Regions from separate parts of the Homo sapiens genome. Here region 2 is linked to region 1. Evidence: chromatin loops called from intact Hi-C (ENCODE). Cell type or tissue: GM12878. All regions are shown on one strand. Each heading gives the region's core, and the rest is flanking DNA. Links, peaks and the distances in the headings are about the cores only.

Evidence for each region. A loop is a pair of places that touch in the nucleus more often than their neighbours do. Peaks named below come from ENCODE experiments on the same cell type or tissue, not always from the same donor. Only the 100,000 strongest peaks of a DNase experiment are listed, where the experiment ranks them.
Region 2: it touches region 1 in a loop (11-fold over the local background); 8 of 110 quality-filtered maps call a loop at or near these places.

Annotation. Positions count from the first base shown.
Region 1 is chr22:22,153,168-22,163,089 of GRCh38, reverse strand. It overlaps IGL and IGLV4-60. Among named protein-coding and RNA genes, the nearest start is that of VPREB1, 87 kb to the left of the region's middle. RefSeq lists an enhancer at 6,013-6,172 and a silencer at 7,282-7,424. In GM12878, for the core only: a CTCF peak has its summit at 6,185 (motif pointing left); DNase peaks (open chromatin) are centred at 5,719 and 6,059; H3K27ac peaks cover 1,233 bases.
Region 2 is chr22:22,231,111-22,241,032 of GRCh38, reverse strand. It overlaps IGL. Among named protein-coding and RNA genes, the nearest start is that of VPREB1, 8.7 kb to the left of the region's middle. In GM12878, for the core only: a CTCF peak has its summit at 5,235 (motif pointing right); a DNase peak (open chromatin) is centred at 5,262.

The DNA of each region.
Region 1 (9,922 bases), core at 4,875-7,374:
GAGGTCTCCTCATTGACCCCTTGAAGAACAAGAGCCCATGCTGCAGGGGACTGTCCATTTGTGGGCTTGAAGTTTGGGCTCTGAGCAAGATTTGCTCAAGGGAAGGCTCATTCTTTTTTTCTTTCAAGAGAAAAGGTGAGCTTCACAGACTTTGGTATCAGCCCATAAGGATAAGCAGACATCTCAGTGTCATCAGGAGGCTTATGTTCTTGTTTATGTTTTAATTTCTTCTGAGACTTCTGAAACATTAAATGGGAAATTGTGAGTAAAATTGTTCTAAATCAGAGGATGCATCCAGATAGATTTTTTACATACAGAAAATGTTTTAAAATTAAAAATTGTCACTGAACAATAGCCTCAGCAGGTTGAGGATTTTGTCCCACTTCCTCATCTGCCTGTATCACTGTGTGAGTGTTACTGTCCCAGGTCTCACAGTAATAATCAGCCTCATCCTCAAACTGGAGGTTGGAGATGGTGAGGTAGCGGTCAGCCCCAGAGCTGGAGCCTGAGAAGCGATCAGGAACTCCGCTCCCCTTGTTGTAGCTTCCACTACCTTCAAGCTTCATCAAGTACCGAGGGGCCTTCCCTGGCTGCTGCTGATGCCATGCGATGATGTAGCTACTGTGCCCACTGCTCAGAGTGCAGGTGAGCTTGACCGAGGATCCCAGGGAAGCAGAGGCAGAGGATGATTGAGTCAGCACAGGCTGGGAGAGAGACCCTGAAAACAGAGACGCTCATTATGGCCTGAAGGAAGGACAAGAGCAAACAACATTTCTGGTATGAGTTTGGGAGATGGTGTCAGTGAGCTGGGGCATGAGGATGCTGAGGGTCCTCCTGACCTGTGCAGTGGAGGAGGAGAGGGAAGAGGAGGAGGAGTGGGGTCCAGGCCATGGTGCAGACTCCCCAGAGCTCTGCTGAGGCAGCCACGCTGCAGGTCTCTCTTATCCACCCTCTAGCCTCAAAGGAGAGGGAGGGGCCCTTCATGCAAATGTGCTCCTCTTCCCCTGCTTAACCTAACTCTCCCTGGGCCTGTGTACAGCCTCTGTGGCTGGGTGACACTACTAGGAGGAGTCAGCCTGGGCTGAGCTTGGCCTGAAGCTCCCCAAGCACCCAGAGAGGACCCAGCTGCTGGCCCCAGTGAGCCGTGAGGCAAAACAAAGTTCATGGACTTTATTTCCCAGCTGAGAGCCGCACAGAGCCCCCACCAGCAGCCCCATTGTGCTCTCTGCAGCCCAGGCCCAGGCCCATCGTGTCTGTGACCAGATGCCAGAGGATGAGACCCTTCCTCAGGGCAGCCTCCTACCTCATCTCAGCCTTTAACTCTCTTTTTTTTTTTTTAATTATTATTATACTTTAAGTTTTAGGGTACATGTGCACAATGTGCAGGTTAGTTACATATGTATACATGTGCCATGCTAGTGTGCTGCACCCGCTAACTCATCATCTAGCATTAGGTATATCTCCCAATGCTATCCCTCCCCCCTCCCCCCACCACACAACAGTCCCCAGAGTGTGATGTTCCCCTTCCTGTGTCCATGTTTTCTCATTGTTCAATTCCCACCTATGAGTGAGAATATGCGGTGTTTGGTTTTTTGTTCTTGCAATAGTTTACTGAGAATGATAATTTCCAATTTCATCCATGTCCCTACAAAGGACATGAACTCATCCTTTTTTATGGCTGCATAGTATTCCATGGTGTATATGTGCCACGTTTTCTTAATCCAGTCTATCATTGTTGGACATTTGGGTTGGTTCCAAGTCTTTGCTATTGTGAATAGTGCCACAATAAACATACGTGTGCATGTGTCTTTATAGCAGCATGATTTATAGTCCTTTGGGTATATACCCAGTAATGGAATGGCTGGGTCAAATGGTATTTCTAGTTCTAGCTCCCTGAAGAATCGCCACACTGACTTCCACAATGGTTGAACTAGTTTACAGTCCCACCAACAGTGTAAAAGTGTTCCTATTTCTCCACATCCTCTCCAGCACCTGTTGTTTCCTGACTTTTTAGTGATTGCCATTCTAACTGGTGTGAGATGGTATCTCATTGTGGTTTTGATTTGCATTTCTCTGATGGCCAGTGATGGTGAGCATTTTTTCGTATGTTTTTTGGCTGCATAAATGCCTTCTTCTGAGAAGTGTCTGTTCATGTCCTTCGCCCACTTTTTGATGGGGTTTTTTGTTTTTTTCTTGTAAATTTGTTTGAGTTCATTGTAGATTCTGGATATTAGCCCCTTTGTCAGATGAGTAGGTTGTGAAAATTTTCTCCCATTTTGTAGGTTGCCTGTTCACTCTGATGGTAGTTTCTTTTGCTGTGCAGAAGCTCTTTAGTTTAATCAGATCCCATTTGTCAATTTTGGCTTTTGTTGCCATTGCTTTTGGTGTTTTAGACGTGAAGTCCTTGCCCATGCCTATGTCCTGAATGGTAATGCCTAGGTTTTCTTCTTAGGGTTTTTATGGTTTTAGGTCTAACATTTAAGTCTTTAATCCATCTTGAATTGATTTTTGTATAAGGTGTAAGGAAGGGATCCAGTTTCAGCTTTCTACATATGGCTAGCCAGTTTTCCCAGCACCATTTATTAAATAGGGAATCCTTTCCCCATTGCTTGTTTTTCTCAGGTTTGTCAAAGATCAGATAGTTGTAGATATGCGGCGTTATTTCTGAGGGCTCTGTTCTGTTCCATTGATCTATATCTCTGTTTTGGTACCAGTACCATACTGTTTTGGTTACTGTAGCCTTGTAGTATAGTTTGAAGTCAGGTAGTGTGATGCCTCCAGCTTTGTTCTTTTGGCTTAGGATTGACTTGGCGATGCGGGCTCTTTTTTGGTTCCATATGAACTTTAAAATAGTTTTTTCCAATTCTGTGAAGAAAGTCATTGGTAGCTTGATGGGGATGGCATTGAATCTATAAATTACCTTGGGCAGTATGGCCATTTTCATGATATTGATTCTTCCTACCCATGAGCATGGAATATTTGGGCTTCCTCTGTGAAAACACAACACATAATTCTTCCCATTTTATAAGGAGTCCGCAGGAGAAGGTTGTCTCATATACAAACTGTGCATGAAATAAAGTACATTTGCTGAGAACAAGGACAGTTCAGCCATGCACCCACTTCCCCACAAACTCATGAAGCCATGTTTCTCTCCCTACTTGATTCTTCAGGAGATCACACATAGAGAGCAGGGTGAGCATTTGGGAGGATCCTTTAACCTGACTGAGTGCTTCACTGAATGCTCTAGTAACTGAGGAGAGAAACGGGTTGGAAGGAGAAGCTATTTGAGGGGATGGAAAAGAGAAACAGTGGCCTCAGGCATCTTTTGTAGTAAGGGGTAAGAGAGGCTGAAGAACGAAGAGGGAATGTGAGTGACAACTTTCAAGAAAAGATGAAAAATACCCATGGCTTTTCTTCTAGAAATATTTTGGTGATTGTCTAAGGAGGTCACAGAGAAGAAGGAAGTGGAATGAAAGGGAGAGAAACAGGAGAACTGAGAAGGGAAGTTGTGAGTTTGAGATGGGGAAGCAGAGAGGGTGAGGAGGGTCCATGCTTGGGAAAAGACTGGAGAAGAAGCCAGTGCAGAAATTGGGCAGGAGCCAGCAGGGATGTTGGATCAAGAGGAGGTTTGAGTTGTGTTTGCATTCATTTCTATTTCTTAAAAAAAAAAAAATAGAACCTCTCCCAACTTCCCATCTGCCCTCTGTGATCAGCTCCCTGCCTGGAATTGGGGATTTCTCTTTGATCATAATCCTTTAGCTCCCTCTCAGATAAATTTCTATTTGGTTTCTGTCTGAAAGTGGCTTCCCTTATTTCCCACCATTCTTATGAATATGGTAATATTAAAACATGTATGTGGATCTTTGGAAGAAGGGGCCTTCTAGAAACGCAGAATTTCAGTCCACAGTCCAGACCCACTGATCAGAATCCACATTATCCAGGATCCCACATGATCCATGTGCACATTCAAGTCTGAGCAGCTCTGGGCTGATCCAGGGAGGAAGGCGCTGGTGGGTTTGGTGATAGGTGGTTCCTCATGCCCCAGTCTGTTCTGCGTCCTGCCCACATGTCCAGCAAACTCACACTGTTGTACATGATGCTCTGGGCATGCTGCATTTGTGACTTCCCAAACAATATGTAGGTGTCTCCCCCTGCACTCTCAAATCCACAGAGATGACCAGGAGTGTTTTGTTAATAACAAGGTGATCTTCCCACCTTCACATCTTGATACTAGTGAACAAGTGGAATTATGTAAAAGCTACAATTTTCCATTAGATCTCATAATGTTAATATTATTATTCAGTTCTCATATATTTAGGGATTTTTAAGACACAAGGATTTCTTATCTTAACCTTAAATTACAAGCATATTTATAAAGTTAGAAATATGAGCACAGATATAATCATATTCATGGAAAAACTGGTTGCCAAAATGAAAGAAGTACAATCAATTTCAGAAGTATTGTGTAATTTATTGTCTGGTGTATTGGTTTCCTAGAACTGCTGTCAGAATGTATTAAACACAAGTTTGGTTAAGATAACACAAATGTATTGTCTCACAGTTCTGGAGGCTAGCCTCCCAAAATTCATAGAAAGGGCAATGTTTCCATATATACCTGAGGGGAGATCCTTCCTTCCCTCTTTCTGGCTGCTGGTGGTTTGCCAGCAATCTTTAGTGCTCCTTATCTTGCAGCTGTGTAAATTCAATCTCTGCCTTCGTCGTCACACGGCATTCTCTCTGTGTCTTCCAATCTCCTTACTACCATCATCTTATAAGGACACCAGGCACATTGGATCAAGAGGCCACCTCGCTCTAGGATGGCTTCATCCTAAGAATTACATAAGCAATAACACTATTTTAAAAATAAGGTCACATTTAGAAGTACTGGGGGTTAGACCTTCAAAATATTTTCCTAGGTGGATACTTTCTTATATAACATTAGAGAAGAGAATCCCTCTTAACACTTTTATAATTTTTAATGCTTAAAAAGCTATGAAATACACACTATTAACATAGAACATGAAATAAACTTTATTAATATAATTTCCTCTCTTAGCTTTTAATAGGCAAAACAACAACAAAATCTTTTGAGATCCATCTTTCTGGATGAAGTGTGTTTGACCTTAGTCTTTAGAGTTGATCTCACTATTACTGTTCTGTTTGGAATATAAACATAAATTCTTCTTTTTGGGAATCTGCATCTCCCAAATGATTCACAAATATTTTCCACTTTAAAATTCAAACAGATACAGGAATCAATTTACACCCCTCCACCCACCTTTCTCTCTACGGATAGTTAAAATTTAGGTGTCCTTGAGAGCTCAGGTGTCTGGCCACGTGATCCTGATATCCTACGTTCATGTTTGTACCCCGGATCAGCCAAAAGCTCGTTCATGTCCTGCTTCCCCATCTGGGTCTCTCACTGTGCTAAGGACCACTGTGGTGTAGCCCACAGTATACTCAGCCTCATCCTCAGGCTGGGCCCCTTGAGGGGTCAGGGCAGCTTTCCCCCAGGAGGGAGCCAGAGAATCAAGTGGGCATCCAGGGGTGTTTGTTATCTGTGTTACACATCAATGTCCTGAGGACTTGACCAGGCTTCTGCTGAATTCAGTGCTGTGGTGCTGAAGCCACACATGAGAATAAGTCTCTCTCTTTAGGACACAGTCAGTGAGGGCTCCTGAGTCACCACAGCCTGAGAACTGAACCAAGAAACTAAAACAGATACATGTTATGTGTGAGGAATCACAGCAGACAGATCCCTCCAAAGTCCTGTCTTTGAAATCTACATGAACCTGGGCAGTGAGGAGGGAGAGAGGGGAGGATAGACATCCAAGCTATGGTGTGGACTTTCCAAGGATCCCCAGAACCCCCGGCTACTTCTGGACCCTGGGACAGTTCCTCTAACTCCTCGTCACCTCCCCGGGTAGATGTGTGTTTGGTTAGGACATTATGCAAACATGGGGCCTCTACCAAAACCACCGGCTCCCTAAGTTCTGAGTGCTCAGCCAGGCAGCAGCCGCTCTGTCAGGGAGGATGGGCTGCTGGGAACTCTGAGTTTGCCCTTTGGGAGAAAGCACCTGCTCTAAACCCCAATTCGGGCCAGTGAGTATGGACCCAGGAGCCATAAATGAGAGCCCCGGGAGTTCATTTCCGGCCTTGCTCACCTCTGAGAAGATCCACAGCTCCCTCTGCTGGGCTTAGATGGCTATTGTTTGTACTTTCTTCCCTACTTAACGGTAAATAATTCCTCTAATGCCTGAACTTTAATTTCACTGTTACCTGTTCCAGAGTCCCTCCAGACTGTTCTTTTTAATTTATTGCATTTTTCTGTTTTCTAATTTTAATTTGGTTTGTTTCTATGACTTATTTTTCTTTTCGGGATTTGCTTCTTTTCCACTTGTTTCAAGAATGTCCCCTCTGACACAAGTTTACCTACGTAACATACCTGCACATGAACCCCTGAACCTAAAACTTCAAAAAATAATGTCTAAAATTGCTCACTGAAGGAATTGTATAATTACTCCTTAATTAATCTCAGTTACATAACATCAGCACCTAAATTATTTCAGTATTGGTGTCTATCAATTGTCTTTTCTCATTTAAGTTGTGTTCTTCTGGTTCTTCATATGGAAAGTTATTTTACTGTATCCTAGATATTGTGGATATTATAAGACTTTCTACAAGTTTATCAAGACACATGAAATAGTGCTTGTTTTTGTTTTATTGCTTTTTTTTTACTTTGTCATTAAGAGGAAAAATGACACACATTCCCCTTTGTATGCATTTAATTTCACATTTTGCAATCAATCAAATCATATGGGAAATGAGTTACCCTGTAGTCTGCTTTGCATCTGCTGAAATATTCCTGAAGCCTCTTATGTCTCTCATCCTCTATCTTAGCCATTTTCTTTGAAGTTCACCAAATATGCCAAAGTGTTGCTTATAACTTGAGGAAGAAGAAATTCACCTTTGATCTCAAGTGACTGCCATGATTGATAGAAAAAGTGCTTGTGATGATCCCATTGGGGGCCTGAAGAATAAATGATCTGAGTCTACAGTGGTTGAAAACCAGACTCCAAAAACAAGAAATTTGCTTCAGAAGCATAGGACTGAGGCTTGATCCAAGGGTTTGAGTGTAGTTTCCCACTTGTATTTTTGTATTTGTCCCTGTGGTGATATTTCAGATCACCACACCGAGCATGTAACACTGGGCCTCATTCTTGGTCTAGTCCTCATTATAACCAGAGTGGCTTTTTCTTCATGAAGAGAACCAGGGGATTGTGCAGGGGTCCCAGGACCTGACTGCTTGTGCCCACCATTGCCCTGGGGACATTGCCAGATGTTCTGTTGGGCCCAGCTGTCGAGATGCTCTGATGACAGCCCCAATTTTGGAGCCATAGGTGAAGGTGACTGCCCCTCCAGGAGTTGTGGAAAGTGAATGTTCCTGTGTCACCACAACCTGGGAAGTAACTCCTGAACCCAGAGAAAGGAAAGAGATGTCATCAGGACAGGAGAAAAAAATCCCAGAGCATACAGACACCCAGTAGTTTCTAAGTAAATATGTTTATTACTAAAAAAAATCATTGAGCCAACAAAACACATATAAATATCTACCTGCCTCTATTTTGTGAGTTAAAAAAAATAAGATATGATTTCAGTGTTCTTTGTTTCTTTGGACTATAGTTACCATCCAAATTCTCAGCCAGGAACAGCCTAGAAACATCCTAGTTTCTGGGAGTCAGCCTAGAAACATTTGGGAGTCAGCCTAGAAACATCCATATCCTTCATGCACAAAGTCCAAGTCCTCTCCATGCCAAATGTATTTTATGACATAAAGGTATCACGAAGCTGCTTTCTGCTCTTCATTCCAACTCTAACTAACCTAGAGCCACCCACCATCATCTCCCCATGATGGTACCAGCGCCCCCAGCTTGTCTTCCTGTCCCAGATCTTCCCCATTTCATTCTCATTACAGCTGGAGACTCACTGACCAAAGGCCATGTGAGCTTGTCCCTGCCACCTCACAGTCCTTCAGTGACTCTGTGAGCCCTTCTCGGGGGCTCATTCTACTGATCTGCCTCAGCCTGCCTCTCAAGCTCACAGCTTCCCTTCAAGGAGCTCCTCCTGGCCCCTTCCTTGATCCAATGACCTTAGGCTCAGGCTAAAGTCACTTTTCTCACTGACTGTAATGACCAGTGTCTCCTTCTATGGATTCTCACCTCTGATGAGATGTTCCAACACTCCCCCTCCACCTATCTCACTCCTGCTCATTCTGAAAGTCACACATGAGACTCTACTCCTGTGGATTAGGCCTCTTTGGCCAAATCCCCACTCACCCTCACTTCCACACCCACATGGACCATCCCCCTCATGGGTTTTCTGTTCTTTATGTCTTCCCTCTCAGCTCCTGTTCAGTGGCTGATGACAGCATGCAAAGACAGAGCCAAAGAGGCACAGTTGTTACATCTCTGTTTCATGTTTTCAGTTAGGAAAATATAATTCTGTCAGATGAAAATTTACTCATACAACATCTGGGGCCTCTATGTTCTCAGCTTGGACACTCCAAAACCCTCCTTCTCAGAACAGCCCACAGCACCCCCTGCTTGGTCCACAGCCACAATCCCTCCAGGGCCTATGACCCACCTGAGAAACATGGGTAGCAGATTCATGGTTATGCTGAGCACCTTGAACTAACCTGGTTAGGGGCCCTGAAATATCGGGCCACACAGAAATAGAAGACACCCTTTTGTCTTCTCCAGGAGGGACATTATAGGTGCCTTGGGATTACTTGGGTCTGAAGAAGAAGGTTCTTAAAGTGATAGGAAAGATTTCACAATAAAGAGAAGTTACTTAAACACAACAGCTCACTTGACTCATTGGAAAGAGAGTTAAGGCTTGAGGCAAGAGGTACTTACACCTAAATGTGCACCCAAACCACTGGCTCTTTAGAAGTTGATAATAGCCCATGAAATAGACAGAGAAGTCCAAGTGGCAAGAGGACATTCCCCACTAGAGTCTACCTCACCCTTCATCCATAACTTTCTCAAACACCTCAGAATTCCCAATGTGGTGCACTTTTGCGGTCACTTTTCCTGAAGGCTGCCCACCTTACACATGTATCTGGGCCTGAGTGGTGGCCAGTGAGAGGCTATTTTTGAGGGTGAAGCATCGATTTGTGGTCTAGACTTCATGTACTTGCTGCTCTCACCCCTCACAGCCTGCTCCAGCCTCCAGACCTTTGCATCTGCTGTTCCCTCTGCCTGGGATGCCCCCACCCCTCCCACCCCAGCTCGGCTCACTCCACCACTTCTTTACATAGGTTTTATTTCCATTTCTTTGTTTTCAAGTGGAAAGTCACAAAATTTATTACACTTATTATCTATTTATATTTTCCCTGTATAAATGTCTATTTCTTTCATTTGTTTTAGTTTGTTGTGGTGGTGGTTGTTGCCAATTTGCAAATGTTTTCTATGAATCCTAGATGATGCCTTTTCACAGGGTAACTATAACTTCCTGGTCTGTTGCCTCTGATAAATGTTCCACTAAATTTCTTCCTTTAGTGTTTATTAATATTTATTAGTCTAACATTTTTGTGTAATTTTTTTTTGAGAAGGAGTCTCGCTCTGTCACCCAGGCTGGAGTTCAGCGGTGTGATCTTGACTCATTGCAAGCTCCGCCTCCCAGGTTCACGCCATTCTCCTGCCTCGGCCTCCCGAGTAGCTGGGACTACAGGCACCCGCCACCACGCCCGGCTAATTTTTGTATTTTTAGTAGAGACAGGGTTTCTCCAAGTTGGCCAGACTGGTCTCGATCTCCTGACCTCATGATCCGCCCTCCTCAGCATCCCAAAGTGCTGGGATTACAGGCGTGAGCCACCGCGCCTGGCCTCCTTTCCACTTAAAGGTAAGTGGCCTACCCATCA
Region 2 (9,922 bases), core at 4,286-6,785, 79 kb before region 1:
TGGGATTACAGACATGAGCCATCACGCCTGGCCTAACACTTGTTTCTGCCGGGGCATTTATCACAGGTTTTAACTGCACCTGTGCTTGTTTCTTCTCCTGTCCACAATCTCTATGAGATTGTTTCTGTTTAGTTCATCACTGAAAGTTCAACCTTTAGCTAATCTTTTTGGTTTGTTTGTTTTTTTTTGAGACAGTCTCACTCTGTCACCCAGGCTGGAGTGAAGTGGCACTATTTTGGCTCACTGCAACCTCTGCCTTCCAGGTTCAAGTGATTCTTGTGCCTCAGCCTCCCAAGTAGCTGGGATTACAGGCACATGCCACAATGCCCAGCTACTTTTTGTATTTTAGTAGAGACAGCATTTCACAATGTTGGCCAGGCTGGTCTCAAACTCCTGGCCTCAAGCGATCCTCCCGCCTTGACCTCCCACAGTGCTGAGATTACAGGTGTGAGCCACCATGCCCAGCCCAACCTTTAGCTTACCTAGTGTCTCCTGTGTACCACTAACTGTGAACAACAGGAATTTGAACTTCGTGTGTCCACTTATTTGCAGATTTTCTTATGCCTCTTTCGCCCCTGAGACTGTAAAACCAACCCCCTCCTCTTCCTCCTCCTCCTGTAGGATAATCCATCTGTTTCTACCTAATGAATAGTAAATAGATTTTATCTTCCTTAAGATTATCTTAATAACGTTTTCTTTTCTCTAGCTTACTTTATTATACGAATACAGTACAGGAAGGGTGCAGTGGCTCACGCCTGTAATCCCAGCACTTTGGGAGGCCGAAGCAGGTGGATCACTTGAGGTCAGGAGTTTGAGACTAGCCTGGCCAACATGGTGAAACCCCATCTCTACTAAAAATACAAAAATTAACCAGGCTTGGTGGCACATGCCTGTAATCCCAGCTACTTGGGAGGCTGAGGCAGGAGAATCACTTAAACCTGGGAGGTTGCAGTGAGCAGAGATGGTGCCACTTCACTCCAGCCTGGGCCACATAGTGAGACTCCATCTCAAAGAAAAAAAAATGCATACAGTACATAATACGTATAAAATTCAAAGTATGTGTTAATTGACTGTTGATATCATCAGTAAGGCTTCGAGTCAACAGCAGGCTATTAGTAGTTAAGAGTTTTGGGGGAGTCAAAATATATACATAGCCAGGCAGATTTTCAACTGAACAGGGGACTGGCTCCCCTAAACCCGACATTCCTCAAGAGTTTATTGTTCACTGTAGTATAACGGCATGAACGAACGAATGAAGGAATGCATGATGCCTCTCGTGTGGAGTGAAATGCTCACCCAGCACCTGGGCACACATACAGGGTGAGGGTAGTGAATACTGCCCGAGAGCTGTAGCAGTGGCAACACTAGCACTGCTCCCCACTCTTTAGCCTCTTGTTCTGCGGGGCCAGCTGGAAATTCTTACACAAGTCAGTTGGGTTCCTGAACCTCAGCTAATATGCGTATTACCCATGTCGAGGCCCTAGCCCACTGACAGGGGACCAGGCTCATGAGGCCATGGTGGAGATTAAGAATATGGATGTGGCTGGCCTTGGCAGTGCGTGCCTGTAATCCCAAAGCTTTGGGAGGCTGACGCAGCAGGATCACTTGAGACCAGAATTCGACACACTGTTCCTACCAAAAAAAAAAAAGTGGGTGACAACACAATGCTGTTATGAACTGAATGTTTGTGTCCTCCCAAAATTCATAAGCTGAAATCCTAAATGCCAGTGTGATGGTGCTCAGACATGGGACCTGTAGGAGGTAATTAGGTCATGAGGGCAGAACCTCACGAATGGGATGAGTGCCTTTACAAAAGAGGCCCTGCTGGGCACGGTGGCTCGTGCCTGCAACCCCAGCACTTTGGGAGGCCAAGGCAGACACATGACTTCAGGCCAAGAGTTCAAGACCAGCCTGGCAAACATGGTGAAACCCGGTCTCTACTAAAAATACCAAAATTAGTCGGGCATGGTCACACACGCCTATAGTCCCAGCTACTCGGGAGGCTGAGACACGAAAATTGCCTGAACCCGGGAGGCGGAGACTGCAGTATACCAAGATCATGCCACTCACACCACTACACTCCAGCCTGGGCAACAGAGTGAGACTCTGTCTCAAAAAAAAAAAAAAAAAATCCCAGAGATCTTTTTAGCCCTTTTTCTGCCACACGAAGACACGAGAAGTTGGCAGTCTGTAGCCTGGAAGAGGATTCCTACCAGAACTGAAGCATGCTGGCACCCTGATCTCAGACCTGTCCTATCTTGGACATCCAGCCTCCACAACTCTGAGGAATGCATTTCTGGTGTTTTCAAGCCACCCAGTCTACAGTATCGGTATTTACAATAGCAGCTCAAGCTGAGACAATCTCCTACATGACCTCTAACAAGAGCTACTAAAAATCTACCTTCTGTCCACACGAAAATTATCTGGGTCCATTCTAGCAAGCATCATCAAAAACCTTCATACGGGGCCGGGCGCGATGGCTCACGCCTATAATCCCAGCACTTTGGGAGGCCAAGGCAGGCGGATCACGAGGTCAGGAGATCGAGACCATCCTGGCTAACACGGTGAAACCCCATCTCTACTAAAAATACAAAAAAATTAGCCAGGCGTGGTGGCAGGTGCCTGTAGTCCTAGCTACTCGGGAGGCTGAGGCAGGAGAATGGCATGAACCCAGGAGGCGGAGCTTGCAGTGAGCCGAGATCGCACCACTGCACTCCAGCCTAGGCGACAGAGCGAGACTCCAACTCAAAAAAAAAAAAAAAAAAAAAACCTTCACATGGGTGGGAGTGACCGAGAACTGATTGCCTAGAGCCTCAGAGTGGAAGAAGTGTGATAAAAAGGGAGGAGTTGCCCCATCTCTGAGGTGGGGACTGGGAAGGGAAGGGAGGAATGTTCTCTAAGGGAAACATCACGGGGGAGAGAATGAAGGGAGGGGCATGATTTGTTTTTCACTTAAAAAAAAAAAAGTCCACTGCTGCACATAGATCACATAGAAGCAACACAAGGGGAAGCATTTCACAATAAATTCATCAACATTCGGATAGATCTACACTTTTAAACAGTATTCTGTCATAAGACTATGGACAAGATGGTCCCAGACTTACAATGATTGGACTTACAGTTTTTCTACTTGATTACAGTGCAAAATTGAGATGCATTCAGTGGGAACTGTTCTTCAAACACTGGCAGTGGCAGTGAGCCGCAGCCCTACTCAGCTACACATTGTGTGTTCTTTTAAAAATAAGGTCTCATTATGTTACCCAGACTGGAGCATAGTGACACCGTCATAGCTCACTTCAGCCTCGACATCCTGGGTTCAAATGATCCTCCTGCCTCAGCCTCCCAAGTAGCTGGGACCCCAGGCATGCAGCACCACAACTGGCTAATTTTTTAATTTTTTGTGGAGATGGGGGTCTTGCTTTGTCGCCCAGGCTGGTCTTGAACTCTTGAGCTCAAGTGATCCTCCTGCCTCAGCATCCCAAAGTGTTGGGATTATAGGCATGAGCCATAGCTCCTGGCCCAGCTACACATTTTTTATTTATGATGTTTTCAACTTAACAATGTGCTTATTGGTACATAACACAAGAAGTCAAGGAATATCTATAAATACAATGATATCAAATCTCATTTCAAACCCAAAGAGTCATAAATTAACAACGTAAAAGTAGGTAAACTTTTTAAATTTTGTATTTTAACTTGAATTTTAAACAATTGTCATCATAGATATTTGTGGATGTTGTGCAATAACACTATAGATCAATAAAATACATTTTAGGAAATTCTGGTGGTTATAATTTTTTTTCACATCAGGCCATATTTACTCTTTTTTTTTTTTTTTTGAGACAGTCTCACCCTGTCGCCCAGGCTAGAGTGCAGTGGCGTTATCTCTGCTCACTGCAAGCTCCGCCTCCCCGGTTCACACCATTCTCCTGCCTCAGCTTCCCAAGTAGCTGGGACTACAGGTGCCCGCCACCATGCCTGGCTAATTTTTTTGTATTTTTTAGTAGAGACAGGGTTTCACCGTGTTAGCCAGGATGGTCTCGATCTCCTGACCTCGTGATCCACCCGCCTCAGCCGCCAAAGTGCTGGGATTACAGGCGTGAGCCACCGCGCCTGGTGGCCATATTTACTCTTTACTTCCCCTGGACCTGTGTAAATATTTGAGTATGTGGCTCATGGCACAGGACAACGTTATTTGCTGTTTTTTTTTTTTTTAGACAGAGTCTTGCTCTTATCACCCAGGCTGGAGTGCAGTGGCATGATCTTGGCTCACTGCAACCTCCGCCCCCAGGGTTCAAGAGATTCTTCTGCCTCAGCTTCCCAAGTAGCTGGGACTACAGGCGCGCGCCACCACGCCCAGCTAATTTTTTTTGTATTTTTAGTAGAGACGGGGTTTCATCACGTTGGCGAGGCTGGTCTCGAACTCCTGAGCTCAGGGGATCCACCTGCCTCGGCCTCCCAAAGTACTGGGATTACAGGCTTGAGCCACCATGCCCTGCCCATTATTTGCCTTTTAACACAACCATTCTGATAGACGTTTTGATTGGTCTCTGAACCCTGAAAGAGCCGATTCCTCAAGATGAATCCTGGGCCTGAATTTAAATTTGAGACAAGTGGTTATTTGCTGACCAGAGGTCACACACATACTTTGAGTTTCTGGAGAAACTTTGGGACTTACATAGCTGCCTGTTCCTGTTTACGCCACCAGTAGACTGTGACCTGCTTTGACTAATCAGAACCCAGCTAGAGCCAAGTAATCAGAACTAAAAAGTTTGAATCTTTCATTTGCATAAGCAGACCTGAGTGGGATTCTGAGCGGGAATTTTCTCTAGAAAAGACAAAGCCTCCCCTTGTTCTCTGGAATGTAACTTCCTTTTGTACCAAAAGTTGTGTCTCTTGGGTTTGCAAACTGTAACTGTTCACTGGAATAAGTCTCTTTCCTCTAAATTCCTTTTCAGAGAACTTTTTTTCAAAAGTCCAACAGAAGAAGTGAAAAAAATCAATCGGTCATACATTTGAACCATAGCCCCAAATCCAATCAGGGTTAGTCGTGGGCAAAGAATGTGGAAGTGATTAAACTTCCTCCTCTTTTTATCAAACAATGGACCTAATCAGGTTAATCTCATCAGGGTGTATTAGAGGAGCTTCCAAGGGGGTGATTCCTTGGAAATCAGACCCTCCAGAACTCCAGCTTATCATTCTCTGCTGATGGGCCAGGCTTCCATGACATCCAGCCAGCAGGAGGCAGTATTCCCCAAGTTCACTTAACCTTCAGCTTTTCATAATGTGAGAAACAGTCTCGCCCATCCCAACCCAAAGAATGGACTCAGAGACCCGGAGAACAGTGAAAGTGAGACTTTTAATGACAGTCTTGCAAGATCAGGTGTCTGACAGGCACACCCAGCACACTTTCAACAAGCAGTTTATCCCCTAGTGCACAGGTCCCTCCCCCAGTTCCTCATAGGCTGAGTACTACGGGGTCATAATCTTCTCGCCTGTTGATTGTTGGGTGGGAGCGCCAGGAGTTTTTTGTTTTTTGTTTATTTTAGGGTCGTTTTGCTGCATTTTGTTGCAGCCCACAATGCATTGTAATCTTAGTTAGCTTAGGGGCTCTTCAAGTGTTAGACTTATGACCTAAGTAGCTGGGCAGGCTAAGAACAGACAAAACAAGCTACTTTGCAGGCTAGTAAACTTTCATCTTAGACTAAACTACTTTGGTTCAGGTGAAGGCAACTAAGGGGCGAAGGTGGGGAAGGGGGAGGCTGACAAGCAGGCATTGGCTGGCTATCCAAGCAGGGACCTAGTGTATCATGTTTCTTCTGTAGGTTGCTGACCTAAGCCAATTCAAAGCATTTTGTCTTAGAAACGGACCACTGTAGGCTGGGTGCAGTGGCTCACACCTGTAATCCCAGCACGCACTTTGGGAGGTCGAGGCAGGTGAATCACGAGGTCAGGAGTTTGAGACCATCCTGGCCAGCATTGTGAAACCCCATCTCTACTAAAAATACAAAAATGACCTGGGCATGGTGGTGCGTGCCTGTAATCCCAGCTACTTGGGAGGCTGAGGCAGGAGAATCGCTTGAACCAGGGAGTCGGAGGTTGCAGTGAGCCGAGATCACGCCACAGCACTCAAGCCTGGCGACAGAGAAAGACTCCGTCTCAAAAAAAAAAAAAAAAAAAAAAAGAAATTGACCACTGTATACGTTATTTCCTTCAATAAGGAATTGGGTTGACCAAGGTCCTTGTTCCCAAAGTACCATTTTCCCGGGTTGTTTGTTTTTCTGTTTGTTTGTTTGTTTGTTTGTTTTGATACAGTCTTGCTCTGTCGCCCAGGCTGGAGTGCAGTGGTACAATCACAGTTAACTGCAGCCTTGACCTCCTAGGCTAAAACAATCCTCCCATGTCAGCATCCCAAATAGCTGGGACTACAGCTACATGCCACCATGTCCAACTAATTTTTGTATTTTTTGTAGAGATAGGGTCATGCCACGTTGCCCAAGCTATTCTCAAACTCCTGGGCTCAAGAGATTCTCCCGTCTTGGCCTCCCAAAGTGTCGGGATTACAGGTGTAAGCTCCCACTCCCTACCTTTTCTGGTATTTAGATACAAATAGGATATAAAAATACCTCCCTCCTCCTCTCTTTCTCTCATTTAAATTACTACTAAGAGTCAGATCTCAACACTTCCTGTCTGCAGAGAATTGAGGAAACATAATTCCAATCTGAGGACCAAACCTTAGAGGGTGGAAATTGAAGAAGTCTGTGGCTACCCTGAGGTCCTGGCTGGACTCCCCCCATCCAACTCATTGCAACGTGTGCCAACCATAAGGACCTAGAATCTGAGAAATGGGTGAATGAGATCATTTGATGTGGGCATTTCTCTAATCCCCTTTTGTAAACTCGGGTTTACAAACTCAGATGCCTGCAATGATCACCTAGGGAAGCAAGTAGAAGAGAGGACTAGAAGGGATTGTGGTAATGGGGAGACCCTGTCTGAATGGGGAGGCAGCTTCCCAGTAGAGGCCTAGAGTTCTTAACTTGGTTTTTAGGAGAAAAACATCTCAGGAGAAATTGGAACTTGGGTTTTTATATGACCTGTTCTTTGGTCTAACCTGTTAGGGCTGCTCTGTGAGACTCTCTGGTAAGAGCAGACACTGTGAATGTGCATAGCCCCTCCTCCCATGAAGCTTAGAGTCTAGTGGGGAATCTTGTGGGAGTCTAGCGGGAAAATAATGACAACAACATTTTTTTTATTGTTTTGTTTTGGTTTTGTTTGGTTTTGTTGTTGTTTTTTTTGGAGACAGAGTCTCCCAGGCTTCAGTGCAGTGGTGCAATCTCAGCTCACTGCAACCTCCGCCTCCCAGGTTCAAGCAATTCTCCTGCCTCAGCCTCCCGAGTAGCTGGGACTACAGGCACACACTGCCATGCCCGGCTGATTTTTTATATTTTAATAGAGACGGGGTTTCACCATGTTGCCCAGCTGGTCTCAAACTCCTGAGCTCAGGCAATCCACCTGCCTCGGCCTCCCAAAGTGCTGGGATTACAGGCGTGAGCCACCGCACCCAGCCAACAACATGTTTTAATAAGTGTCATAAGAGAGAATGTCCAGGCACCTGGTCTGGAATACGTAGTTTTCAAAGGACCCCTGACAAAGGAAAAAAATAGGATGACAGCTGAACAGTGGGAAGGGCCCAGCCCCAATACACAATTTGCCGGCAGTGTATGAACTAGGCAGAGATGCGGTGTGTGGGAAGGCTGTGTTTCAGGAGAGAGCTTGGTGTGTGTTTGGAAATAGAAGAAGGCCAGTGTGGCTGAGGCCTAGAGAAACAAGGAGGAGAATGTCTCAATTTAGGCTAGAGAAAGAGGCCGTTACTAAGGGGGATGCCCCCTGTAGGATCATGGTGATGGGGGACCTGCTTTAATTTGGTGGACAGAGGTCTAGGAATACTACACATTCAGGAATTCTCAACACTGTTCCACCAGCCTAGAACCATCTTCCATCTGAATCAGTTCTCAAGTGCCCCACCCAAAGTTCTTATGTTAGAAAACCTATTGACAACTATATGAGTCTACAACTTATTTCCACTTTACATATAATCTTAAAACAATTGCTTGTGATGTTTCTATATACACTGAATTTTCTTTTACTGCAACAACCATGTAAAAAGAGAGACACTGTAGTGTAGTAAAATGGAGCCAGGCAAAGCTGTGCACACCTGTGGTCTCAGCTACTCGGGAGGCTGAGGCAGAATCACCTCAACTCCAGCTGAGGAGTTGGAAGCTGTAGTACACTCTGATCACACATGTGAATAGCCATTGCACTCTAGCCTGGGCAACATAGCAAGACCCTGTTTCTTTAAAAAATAAAAAAAACATAAAATACACATAACATAAAACTTACCACCTTATCCATTTTTTTTTTTTTTTTTTTGAGACAAGGTCTCACTCTGCCACCTAGGCTGGAGTATAGTGGCATAATCACAGCTCACTGCAGCCTCAATCTTTTAGGCTCAAGTAATCCTTTCACCTCAGCCTCCCAAGTAGCTGGGACCACAGACATGCACCATCATGCCCAGCTAACTTTTTGTGGAGACAGGGTCTTGCTACATTGCCCAGGCTGGTCTCAAACTCCTGGGCTCAAACAATCCACCCACCTCAGCCTCCCATGGTGCTGGGATTATAGGTGTGAGCCAACGCACCCAGTCTCACCATTGTTTTTTTTAAAGATACGGCTTCACTATGTGTTGCCCAGGCTGGAGTGCAGTGGTGTGATCACAGCTCACTGCAGCCTCGAACATCCAGACTCAAGCAGTCCTCCCACCTGAGACTCCCAAGTAGCTGGGACTACAGGTGTGCACCACCACACCTGGTGAATTTTTTTAAAAATGTTTTGTAGAGACAGAGTCTTGCTATGTTGCCCAGGCTGGTCTTGAACTCCTCGGCTCAAGCAGTCCTCTGCCCTGGCCTCCCAATGTGCTAGGATTACAGGCATGAGCCACCATGCCCAGGCAACCGTTTTTAAGTGTACAGCTCAGAAGCATGAAGTACATTCACATCGTTGTCCAACTAATCCAGAACTTTTTTATTTGGCAAAACTAAAACTCCATGCCATTAAACAACTCTCCATTTCCCTCTCCCCTCAGCCCCTGGAAACCACCATTCTACTCTGTCTGTAGGAATTTGACTACTCTAGGTACCTCATGTAAGTGGAATCATACAGTGTTTGTCCTTTTGTGGACCGGTTTGTTTTGATTAGTGTCTTAGTGAGGTCGGGCTGCCATAACAAAGTACCATGGTCTGGGTGGTTTATAAACAACAGACATTGATACCTCATGGCTCTGGAGGCTGGAAGTCCAAGATGAAGGGCCAGCATGGTTGGGTTCTGGTGAGGGCCCTCTTTCATTCACAGACTTCTGACTTCCTGTTGTATTGTTACATGGCAGAAGGGGTAAGAGGGGCCTCTGGAATCCCTTTTATAAGGTCACAACTCCCATCATGGGAGCTCCACCCTCATGACCTAATTATGTCCCAAACTTTGAATCTAATAATCCCATACCCTAATACCATCAGCTTGGGGGTTGGGATTTCAACATATGAATACAGTGAGGTAGGGGGTGGGTACCCTTAGTATATATAAAGTCTTCAAAGTTCCTGCATGTAGCATGTGTTGGAATTTCCTTCCTTTTTAAGGCTGAATTGTGTGGAGAGACCACATCTTGTTGATCCATTCATCTGTCGATGGACATTTGGGTTGCTTCTACCTTGTGGTTTTTGTGAATAAGGCTGCTGTGAGCATGGGCGTTCAAATCAATGTTGTATTTGATTTGGTTTAGTTAGAACCATGAGAATTTGTTCCAAAAAATCACAACCATGACAGCAAAGTTCTTGTGATAATTATCCCAAGTGGATATTTTTATTTATTA